Regions from separate parts of the Homo sapiens genome. Here region 2 is linked to region 1. A link is a loop called in an ENCODE intact Hi-C map of the cell type or tissue named here. Cell type or tissue: MCF 10A. All regions are shown on one strand. Links, peaks and the distances in the headings refer to the core of each region. The heading gives the core; the rest is flanking DNA.

The links. Peaks named below come from ENCODE experiments on the same cell type or tissue, not always from the same donor. Only the 100,000 strongest peaks of a DNase experiment are listed, where the experiment ranks them.
Region 2: it touches region 1 in a loop (13-fold over the local background); 3 of 110 quality-filtered maps call a loop at or near these places.

What each region holds. Positions count from the first base shown.
Region 1 is chr9:105,085,699-105,091,080 of GRCh38, reverse strand. No RefSeq gene overlaps it. Among named protein-coding and RNA genes, the nearest start is that of CT70, 97 kb to the right of the region's middle. In MCF 10A, for the core only: no CTCF peak of the experiment used is centred there; a DNase peak (open chromatin) is centred at 2,740.
Region 2 is chr9:104,860,735-104,866,116 of GRCh38, reverse strand. It overlaps ABCA1 (ATP binding cassette subfamily A member 1), which reads left to right. Exons shown (of 50, transcript NM_005502.4): 6 at 4,317-4,438. Among named protein-coding and RNA genes, the nearest start is that of ABCA1, 65 kb to the left of the region's middle. In MCF 10A, for the core only: a CTCF peak has its summit at 2,698 (motif pointing left); a DNase peak (open chromatin) is centred at 2,706.

The DNA.
Region 1 (5,382 bases), core at 304-5,303:
AAAGTAGCAGGCAAAAGACATTTCTAGAAACCAAATCTTTATGCTCATTGTCTTTCCTTTTGAATCCAAAGCCTTTCCATTGGAAATAACTTCCTAAAAGTATGAGGAAAAATTACGGAAAAAAGGGGCTAAGCAGGTGATTGTGGTTTGGAATATCAGGTTTGCTGACCCAGGTGTCATACTTACATCACTTTTAGAGGAGGTAGCATTTTTCTGATCCTGGAATTTCTCTCTGGCCATCATGATCTCATCTCCTTCTTCAGGGCCACAGAAATTTCAGCAGTGGTCTGCCTTTTCTTGATCCTCTCTTCTTTTTTTTTTTTTTTTTTTGAGACAGAGTTTTGCTCTCGTCACCCAGGCTGGAGTGCAATGGTGCGATCTCAGCTCACTGCAACCTCTGCCTCCTGGGTTCAAGTGATTCTCCTGCCTCAGCTTCCTGAGTAGCTGGGATTACAGGTGCTTGCCACCATGGCTTGCTAATTTTTGTATTTTTAGTAGAGACAGGGTTTCACCATGTTGGCCAGGCTGCTCTCGAACTCCTTAGCTCGGGTGATCCACCCACCTCAGCCTCCCAAAGTGCTGGGATTACACGTGTGAGCCACCGTGCCAGGACTCCAAATGTATTATGACCACAATAATTAGTTTTTTGCATAACCTTCCAGATATGTTCTGTGCTTAAAGTATTTTGGGGAAAATGTCAGGAGAGAGAAATGACTGAAGCTTGAAAATTGCTGGAGAGGAAGTGGGCAAATTTGGAACACAGGGGCCTTTGCAGGAGCAAAGGATTCAGAACGCTTCCTATGTAAGAGTTAAAATTACTGAAAGCGATTGGGTTGCACCTGATTGGCAGAGAAGCCATTAAGACTTTTAGGATAAAATCTTCATCAAAAGAGAAAGAGATGGGCGTTGGGCTGAAAGTGTTAGCTAATGATGGTTCTGGGTCTATGTGCCAGATAGCTTCCCTTTGCCCTTTTTCCAGCCTGATCTCAGCCCCACTCCAACCCTCAGGAGGCTGACTTGTACAGACTACTATAACACTTCATCAGGCTTCCTTGTCTTTTGGCCTTTGCTTGATTTCTTCGCAAATGAAAATCTCCAGCAGGAAATCAGAGGAGGGTGTGGGAGGGAAATCTGGATATTTATTTCTCGGGCTCACTCTCTGCAGTGTTACCCAAAGCAGGCTATATCTCTAGACTGAAGCGCACAGTTCCTCTCAAAGTGGACTTCTCTGCATGAGTCTCTCTATTAAGGTTCCAGTAGCTGCTCCTTCCTCTCATCTTTATGGGCATGAAGGTGGTAACATCCCACTGTTACTAGTCTGGGGTTACTCCATTGTCCCTTGTGAGTCCTTTACACCTACTTTTTATAAATAGTCCTTTACTAAGAACTCAAACAATTCTAATTTGAAAGCACCATCAACCTTCTGCTGTGATCCTGAGATATAGTCAGTTTGGCAGCAGACTCCAGAACCTGTCCCAACACAGCTATCTTAATGGCAGGCTAATGTCCTGGGGAAATGGCTAGACGACTGGTTTGAAGGACTTGTAACACTGGAAGCCTAAGTCAATTTTGCCATGGAGCAACCATCTCCAAATATGATGCAGAGAGAAGTGTCACCTGCCCTTGCTTTTGAGAAATAGCGTCTTCTGGGCAAGAATTTTCACTACCATGTTGGCAGCAATTGGAAGCAAAAGCTCAGCCCCAGCCATGTGGCTTCAGAAATGCCAGGCAATAGTGGCATGGGTATGTATGATCCTGTACCAATTATCTATTGCTGCATGTCAAACCTTCCCAAAAGAGAATAGCTTAAAACAGCCATTTTATTACTCCTTATTGTTCCATGGGATTGTTGTGGGCTCAACAGGAAGGTTCTTGCCTGTGGTTTATCATGCAGTTGCAGTTAGATGGTGGCTGGAGCTGGAGTCACCTGAAGGCTTGACTGAGTTGAATATCCAAATGGCATCTTCATTCTCACATCTTGTAAACTGGTGCTGGCTATTGAATAGGATCAAAGCTGGAACTATCAACCAGGCATTTGATTTTCCTCCACAGGGCATATTTACATGGGTAGCTTGGGCTTCCTCATAGCATGGTGGTCTCAGAGTAGTTAGAATTCTAACATGAAAGCTGGCTTCCCCAAAAATGCATTTTCCAAGGGAGCCAGGTGAAGGTGCATCATTTCTTATAACCCGGCCTTAGAAGACGTTCAGTATCACTCCAGGCACATCTATTCATCAAATTTAGTTCTAGGCCTGCCCAGATTTAAGGGAAGAGAGTGAATATCCAGAGCCATGGATTACTGGGAGGCCATCTTTGGGGAATAACTACTGTTAGCTCCAGGGGTGGTTATTTTAGCACAAGTGGTGGCAGGAGCAAGAATTGCAGGTATCTCTTTGGAATGCCAAGGTTTCTGCTGTCGGCAAGATAACAGCCTTGAGAGCAAACATAATTGGCTTTTCATTTCATCCACATATCTGCAGGCTAGGGGAGCTCCTTGGAAAATCAGGAGAGGGACTAGACTAGGAATCTTGCAAATCCAGGGGCTTAAGTGTCCTACTTTAGGATACATTGTAGTAGGAAGGCAAAACTACCCTGGTTTGACATAGATGAGCAAGTTGAGGCTGAAAGAAATTAGTGGTAGAATCAAGATTCAAACCTAGGCCTGGCTGCTGTTCAAAAACTCTTAACACTAAGTCAGAGGTAGATTACTCAAAATGTCTACAGGGGCCAGACACGTTCAGTAAATACATCAAGCTAGTGTAAGACAACTGGCAAGAAGCAACCTATGTTGCAATCAAGCTGAACACCTGTTTTAAAACATCTGCCTTTTAACATACTTGTAGACAAATCCAAACTAAAACAAAATTCAAAATTCAGCCCAAGGGCAGTGGTGTAGGTGGTGTAAATGGTGCCTGCAAACAGTGGAAATGAGTTTGAGCCTTTTCTGCCTTTGGAAGGGGCTGGAATTTGCAAAGATTGTTGTTTTTCACCACTTTCTTAGGGAGTGGCACATAGAAATGTTAAGTTCTCTGCTCATACTCCTTCCCATATCCTTGCCCAAAGGCTGCCAATTTACAACCTACCTACTAAATTCTACTACTACTTACCCAAATATATATGTATGTATGTATGTGTGTGTATATATATGTATACACATATGTATATATGTATATATATACACACACATAAATATATATATATATAAAAATGTATATATATATATATTTTTTTTTTTTGAGATGGAGTCTCACTCTGTTGCCCAGGCTGGAGTGCAGCGGTGCGATCTTGGCTCATTGCAACCTCTGCCTCCTGGGTTCAAGCAATTCTCCTGCCTTAGCCTCCTGAGTAGCTGGTACTACAGGCATAAGCCACCACACCCGGCAAATTATTGTATTTTTAGTAGAGGCAGGGTTTTACCATGTTGGCCAGGATGGCGCCTTTTTTTAAAAGATCAACAAAATTGATAGACCGCTAGTAAGACTAATGAAGAAAAGAGAGAAGAATCAAATAGATGCAATAAGAAATGATAAAGGGGATATCACCACCGATCCCACAGAAATACAAACTACAATCAGAGAATACTATAAACACCTCTATGCAAATAAACTAGAAAATCTAGAAGAAATGGATAAATTCCTGGACACATACACCCTCCCAAGACAAAACCAGGAAGAAGTTGAATCTCTGAATAGACCAATAACAGGCTCTGAAATTGAGGCAATAATTAATAGCTTACCAACCAAAAAAAGTCCAGGACCAGACGGATTCACAGCCGAATTCTACCAGTGGTACAATGAGGAGCTAGTACCATTCCTTCTGAAACTATTCCAATCAATAGAAAAAGAGGGAATCCTCCCTAACTCATTTTATGAGGCCAGCATCATCCTGATACCAAAGCCTGGCAGAGACACAACAAAAAAAGAGAATTTTAGACCAATATCCCTGATGAACATCGATGCAAAAATCTTCAGTAAAATACTGGCAAACCGAATCCAGCAGCACATCAAAAAGCTTATCCACCATGACCAAGTGGGCTTCATCCCTGGGATGCAAGGCTGCTTGAACATATGCAAATCAATAAACGTAATCTAGCATATAAACAGAAGCAAAGACAAAAACCACATGATTATCTCAATAGATGCAGAAAAGGCCTTTGACAAAATTCAACAACACTTCATGCTAAAAACTCTCAATAAATTAGGTATTGATGGCACGTATCTCAAAATAATAAGAGCTATTTATGACAAACCCACAGCCAATATCATACTGAATGGGTAAAAACTGGAAGCATTCCCTTTGAAAACTGGCACAAGACAGGGATGCCCTCTCTCACCACTCCTGTTCGACATAGTGCTGGAAGTTCTGGCCAGGGCAATCAGGCAGGAGAAAGAAATAAAGGGTATTCAATTAGGAAAAGAGGAAGTCAAATTGTCGCTGTTTGCAGATGACATGATTGTACGTTTAGAAAACCCCGTCGTCTCAGGCCAAAATCTCCTTAAGCTGATAAGCAACTTCAGCAAAGTCTCAGGATACAAAATGAATGTGCAAAAATCACAAGCATTCCTATACACCAATAACAGACAGAGAGCCAAATCAGGAGTGAACTCCCATTCACAATTGCTTCAAAGAGAATAAAATACCTAGGAATCCAACTTACAAGGGATGTGAAGGACCTCTTCAAGGAGAACTACAAACCACTGCTCAACAAAATAAAAGAAGACACAAACAAATGGAAGAACATTCCATGCTCATGGATATAAAGAATCAATATTGTGAAAATGGCCATACTGCCCAAGGTAATTTATAGATTCAATGCCATCCCCATCAAGCTACCAATGACTTTCTTCACAGAATTGGAAAAAACTACTTTAAAGTTCATATGGAAACAAAAAAGAGCCCGCATAGCCAAGACAATCCTAAGCAAAAAGAACAAAGCCAGAGGCATCAACCTACCTGACTTCAAACTATACTACAAGGCTACAGTAACCAAAACAGCATGGTACTGGTACCAAAACAGAGATATAGACCAATGGAACAGAACAGAGGCCTCAGAAACAACACCACACATCTACAACCATCTGATCTTTGACAAACCTGACAAAAACAAGAAATGGGGAAAGGATTCCCTGTTTAATAAGTGGTGCTGGGAAAACTGGCTAGCCATATGAAGAAAGCTGAAACTGGATCCCTTCCTTACATCTTATACAAAAATTAATTCAAGATGGATTAAAGACTGAAATGTTAGACCTAAAACCATAAAAACCCTAGAAGAAAACCTAGGCAATACCATTCAGGACATAGGCATGGGCAAGGGCTTCATGACTAAAACACCAAAAGCAATGGCAACAAAAGCCAAAATAGTCAAATGGGATCTAATTAAAC
Region 2 (5,382 bases), core at 306-5,305, 220 kb after region 1:
GTCATCATGAGAGGTCTTACCCCTTCCTCTCCAGCCACTTCTAGGGATTTTTGACTCTGTCCTTTTCCAGAACTTGGCTCCAGTCTGGTTGCTCGCCATGAAGCACTTACAGATAAACCTCATCTTGGGCCAGTGCTTCCATTTACTGTCTCCTTTTGGCTTGCTTATCCTTCCTTCTGCCTTCTTGAATTGATTTGCCTCTTTATCTCCCCTTTCAGCCTTGAAAGTTCCTCGAAGGCAGGGACTGTGTCCCCATCTTTTCTATAAATGGCATTGTTGTACATTGGTAAAGTTGAGTGAAAAAATCTTTTTGATAATCACAAATTATTACCATATATTGAGCACCTACCATGATGAGTATCTCTGATCTTCATATCTTTGAAATGTGGATACTATTACCTTCACTTAATTGGTAAGAAAATTTGTGCTCAGGGAGGTAAAGTCACTTTCTCACAGTCACACAGCTATTTCACAGGAGAGTGCAGTATCAAATTTAGGTTTTTCTGGTCCCAAACCCTGATGTTTCCCCCACATCATTGTTTCTCAGACTTGGCTGCAATCACCTGAAAAATTTTATTAAATTCTTTTTTTTTTTTTTTTTGAGACAGAGTCTCGCTCTGTCACCCAGGCTGGAGTGCAATGGTGCCATCTCTGCTCAGTGCAACCACTGCCTCCCACGTTCAAGTGATCCTCCTGCTTCAGCCTCCCAAGTAGCTGGGATTACAGGCACCCACCACCACACTCAGCTAATTTTGATATGTTTAGTAGAGACTGGGTTTCACCAGGCTGATCTCAAACTCCTGACCTCAAGTGATCTGCCCACCTCACCCAGCCAGGTTTTATTAAATTCTGATGCCTGGGTCTTACCCTAGCAGTTCTCATTAGTTGCTCCATGGTGTGGCCTGGGCTTTGGGATTTTTGTGAAGCCCCCAGCTGAGTCTAACGGGCAGTCATGTTTGAGAACCAGTATACTACACCATGTTGCCTTCCTGTTTTCACACAGGTTGGTGCTAGTGTGTGAGTCTAAGCCTACATGGGTGGATATCCACGTGATCAGGCTGCAAGTTCTTTGTAGTGGAGGATCTTTGGCCCTCCCTGCTGCTTCCCAACCCAGCGAACCTACCACACCATGCACGTGCACAGCCAAGGGTTGTTGACTGTTTAATCAGTCTCTGGGTTCTTATGTCTCATCCGGGGGATTCACTGATAGGAGGCTGGAGCTTGATCACATCCAGATGTTCTCATCTTCAGAGCCTGTTAACATAACAGAAGTCTTATAAACATGCTGAGCACACTCACTGGTCTGGAGAGTGTTGCAGGATGACCTAGGCCCATTGCAGGGGTGGCCTGGGTCGCCCTCCCACACTTCTGCCACCCTGCTTGGGAAGGAGGGAGCTGTTTTGAAGTTCCCTGGTGCAATATGATGTATTGCTCTGGCTCTGCTCAGGAGGAAGCTATGGCCCACCTAGTCAGTGAGGGTTAGCTAATACGTGTATTCTGTTTCTGTTGAGGTTTCACAGAGGCCTTTTTTGACCCTTCATTTTATAGATAAGGCAGTGGAGGCACAACTACATGAAATGACTCGACAAATAAATGGATTTAGAACCCAGGTTTCTGACTCCCAGGGTGGTGCTTTTTCCATGGTTGTACAGTGATTAATGTCTACCTTTTCACACCAGTCCTCAACTGAAGACACCAGCTTACACCTTCCTTCCTGTTTCTCCCAAGAACAGAAAGTGACCCCGGATGTCGCTTTCTGTTCCTGGGAAGGCAGTTCCAGTGGTTAGAAGTCCTGTTCACTCCTGGGGTGTGGCCTGGGGATGGTCCTGACATCCCTGGGCTCTTCCTGGACCTGGCCAGCTAAAAGGAAATCTCCTATGATGGTACTCAGATACTTTTGGAACCTTGTCAGCCCTAATCCCATCTCCTAGTGTTTAGTATTCAGCTACCCTTCACTGGGCAGTAATTCTGTGCCAGGCCTGATCTGGGCATTGGTGGTACTAAGAACGCATATTCCCTATCCTATAGGCATAGTCTGGTAGAGACAACATGCAAGTAAAACAATGTTCCTTAAACTGTGGTTCCACACCTCCCTCCCCCAACATTAAAAGTGTAAGGGATGCTTATTCAAATGTAGATTTGTAGGCTCTGCACTCTAGACCCACTATTTCAGAATCTCTGGGGACTGGGCCCAAGAAACTGCATTTTCGCATGCTCCCTAAATGAAGCTTAGGTGCTCTGAGGTTTGACAACTGCAGTAGAGAGCCTAATGCTAACAGTGTAGAGTCACATGTGATGGGAAGCATCAGGTAGGTAGCAGTTTGCAGGAGCACTGATTCTGAGGGACACTAACTGGGCCTAAGAACAGCTACTGGCTGTCATGAGGAATAACTAGGAGCTAGCCATAGAGGGGTAGCAGTGAATCATTTCTCTAGCGATGTAAATCTTGCTCAATTTATTCTGTCTATATAACTCAATATTACTGAAGTTTGCCTAAAGCAGAATACACCTGGATCATACAGCATTTATGAGAGACTGGCTGGGCTGTCAGGCCCTCCTGTTACTTTATCTCTGCATGTGACCCTCTTAGCTCCGCGGATTAACTCCTGTCCTCATTAAGCCTCACACTGTAGCCCCATTTTCAGATCAAACCTGTTTCTCTTCTGGTAAATGATTTCAGTTTGCAAAGTTTGCCCTCTAGAGGTTGCTTAGTGCCTGGCCATGTGGGCTCAGTTCATGTGGTCCTGATGAGCTGGTTTTATCTTTATTACAAAGAAGTTAGGCTGTTAGGAGAGTGGGTTGGAAGGAGAAGAGGTAGACAGCCAAATGAGATGAGTCAGGGAAAACTATACTGTTTCGGAGTCATAGGGCTCCTACCAAGCATCTGGTCAGAAACCTCTCATTTTGGAGATCAAGAAATTGAGGTTCAGAAAGATGACATGAGGTACGCAGGGACGCCACCAGACACAGCCTCCAACTCTAGAAACTAAAATTCTGGATTCTTAGTGCTGCTTTTTCTGTTTTGTTGCACTGGATTGAAGCCTTTTCTAACTGTACTCAGAGGGCCTATTATTTAGGGAGATTCCGTATGAAATCCTTTAGCAATCAAATCATTTAATAGGGCTGATGGTTTAAATATATGTTAATGTGTTTTCCTAAAGCCTGGCAGACCTGGGTTTTGGAGCTTTGTATCACATGTTTTATGTTTGGAATGAAAATGAGACCATGTCTGTGAAGGCACTTTGATATGCGTAATGCACTCTGCCAGTGTTTGTCAAAACATGGTCCCCAGGTCAGCAGCATCAGCATCACCTGTAAGTGATTCTCCAGTCGCATCCCAGGGCCGCTGTATCAGAAACTCTGGGGGTGGGGGTGGGGGTGGGGGTGGGGGTGGGGGTGGGGGTGGGGGTGGGGGCCGGCCCGGCCCGGCCCGGCCCGGCCCGGCCCGGCCCGGCCCGGCCCGGCCCGGCCCGGCCCGGCCCGGCAGTCTGCATTTTAACAAGCTCTCCAGGTGATTCTGATGCATACTTAAGTTTGAGAACCATTGCTTGTTTTGCATTAAACAGGAGATTAGTCTCTGCAGCTTGTGGGAATAAAGCTTTAAATCTCTCCAATTTTAGCTCTGTGAAAAGGCAGTGGGGAGACAGGAATGAACGGACTAGTGCCACAAAGCTCAGGTGGGGTGGGTGAGATCATTTAGAAGAGAAAGACCGGGCATGGTGGCTCACGCCTGTACTGTCAGCACTTTGGGAGGCCAAGGCAGGTTGGATCACAAGGTCAGGAGTTTGAGACCAGCCTGCCTATCATGGTGAAACCCTGTCTGTACTAAAGATAAAAAAAAAAAAATTTGCCAGTCATGGTGATGCATACCTGTAATCCCAGCTACTCGGGAGGCTGAGGCAGGAGAATCTCTTGAACCCGGGAGGCGGGGGTTGCAGTGAGCTGAGATTCCACCATTGCACTCCAACCTAGGTGACAGGGTGAGACTCCGTCTCAAAATAAAAAAAAAAAAAGAAAAGGAAAGGCTGTGTGTGTGTGTATGTGTGTGTGTGTGTGTGTGTGTGTGTAACAGCACCATCACACTGTTTGAGTTGAGGAGCACATGCTGAGTGTGGCTCAACATGTTACCAGAAAGCAATATTTTCATGCCTCTCCTGATATGGCGATGCTCCCCTATCTCATTCCTGTGTGTGTTTAGCCAGGCAACTGTTGATCATCAATATTATGATAACGTTTCTCCACTGTCCCATTGTGCCCACTTTTTTTTTTTTTTTGAGTTACTTACTAAATAAAAATAAAACACTATTTCTCAATAGACTTGAAGCTTCAAGATTTCCTGGTGGACAATGAAACCTTCTCTGGGTTCCTGTATCACAACCTCTCTCTCCCAAAGTCTACTGTGGACAAGATGCTGAGGGCTGATGTCATTCTCCACAAGGTAAGCTGATGCCTCCAGCTTCCTCAGTAGGGCTGATGGCAATTACGTTGTGCAGCTACTGGAAAGAAATGAATAAACCCTTGTCCTTGTAATGGTGGTGAAGGGGAGGGAGGTAGTTTGAATACAACTTCACTTAATTTTACTTCCCTATTCAGGCAGGAATTGCCAAACCATCCAGGAGTGGAATATGCAACCTGGCGTCATGGGCCAGCTGGTTAAAATAAAATTGATTTCTGGCTTATCACTTGGCATTTGTGATGATTTCCTCCTACAAGGGATACATTTTAAGTTGAGTTAAACTTAAAAAATATTCACAGTTCTGAGGCAATAACCGTGGTTAAGGGTTATTGATCTGGAGGAGCTCTGTCTAAAAAATTGAGGACAGGAGACTTTAGACAAGGGTGTATTTGGAGACTTTTAAGAATTTTATAAAATAAGGGCTGGACGCAGTGGCACTGAGTTGAGAACTGTTGCTTGCTTTGCATTAAATAGGAGATCAGTCCCTGCAGCTTGTGGGAATAAGGCTTTAAATCTCTCCAATTTTAGCTCTGTGAGATGGCACTGGGGAAACAGAAATGAACGGACTAGTGTCACAAAGCTCAGGTGGGATGGACGAGATCACTTCAAAGGTCTGTAATCCCACGTCTATAATCCCAGCACTTTGGGAGGCCAAGGCGGGAAAATCACTTGAGGTCAGGAGTTCGAGACCATCCTGGCCAACATGGCAAAGCCTGTCTCTACTAAAAATATGAAAATTAGCTCAGCGTGGTGGCATGCTCCTGTAGTCCCAGCTACTCGTGAGGCTGAGACAGGAGAATCGTTTGAACCTGGGAGGCGGAGGTTGCAGTGAGCCAATATCACGCCATTGCACTCCAGCCTGGCTGACAGAGTGAGACTCCATCTCAAAAAAAAAAAAAAAAAAAGAATTTTATAAAATCAGGAAA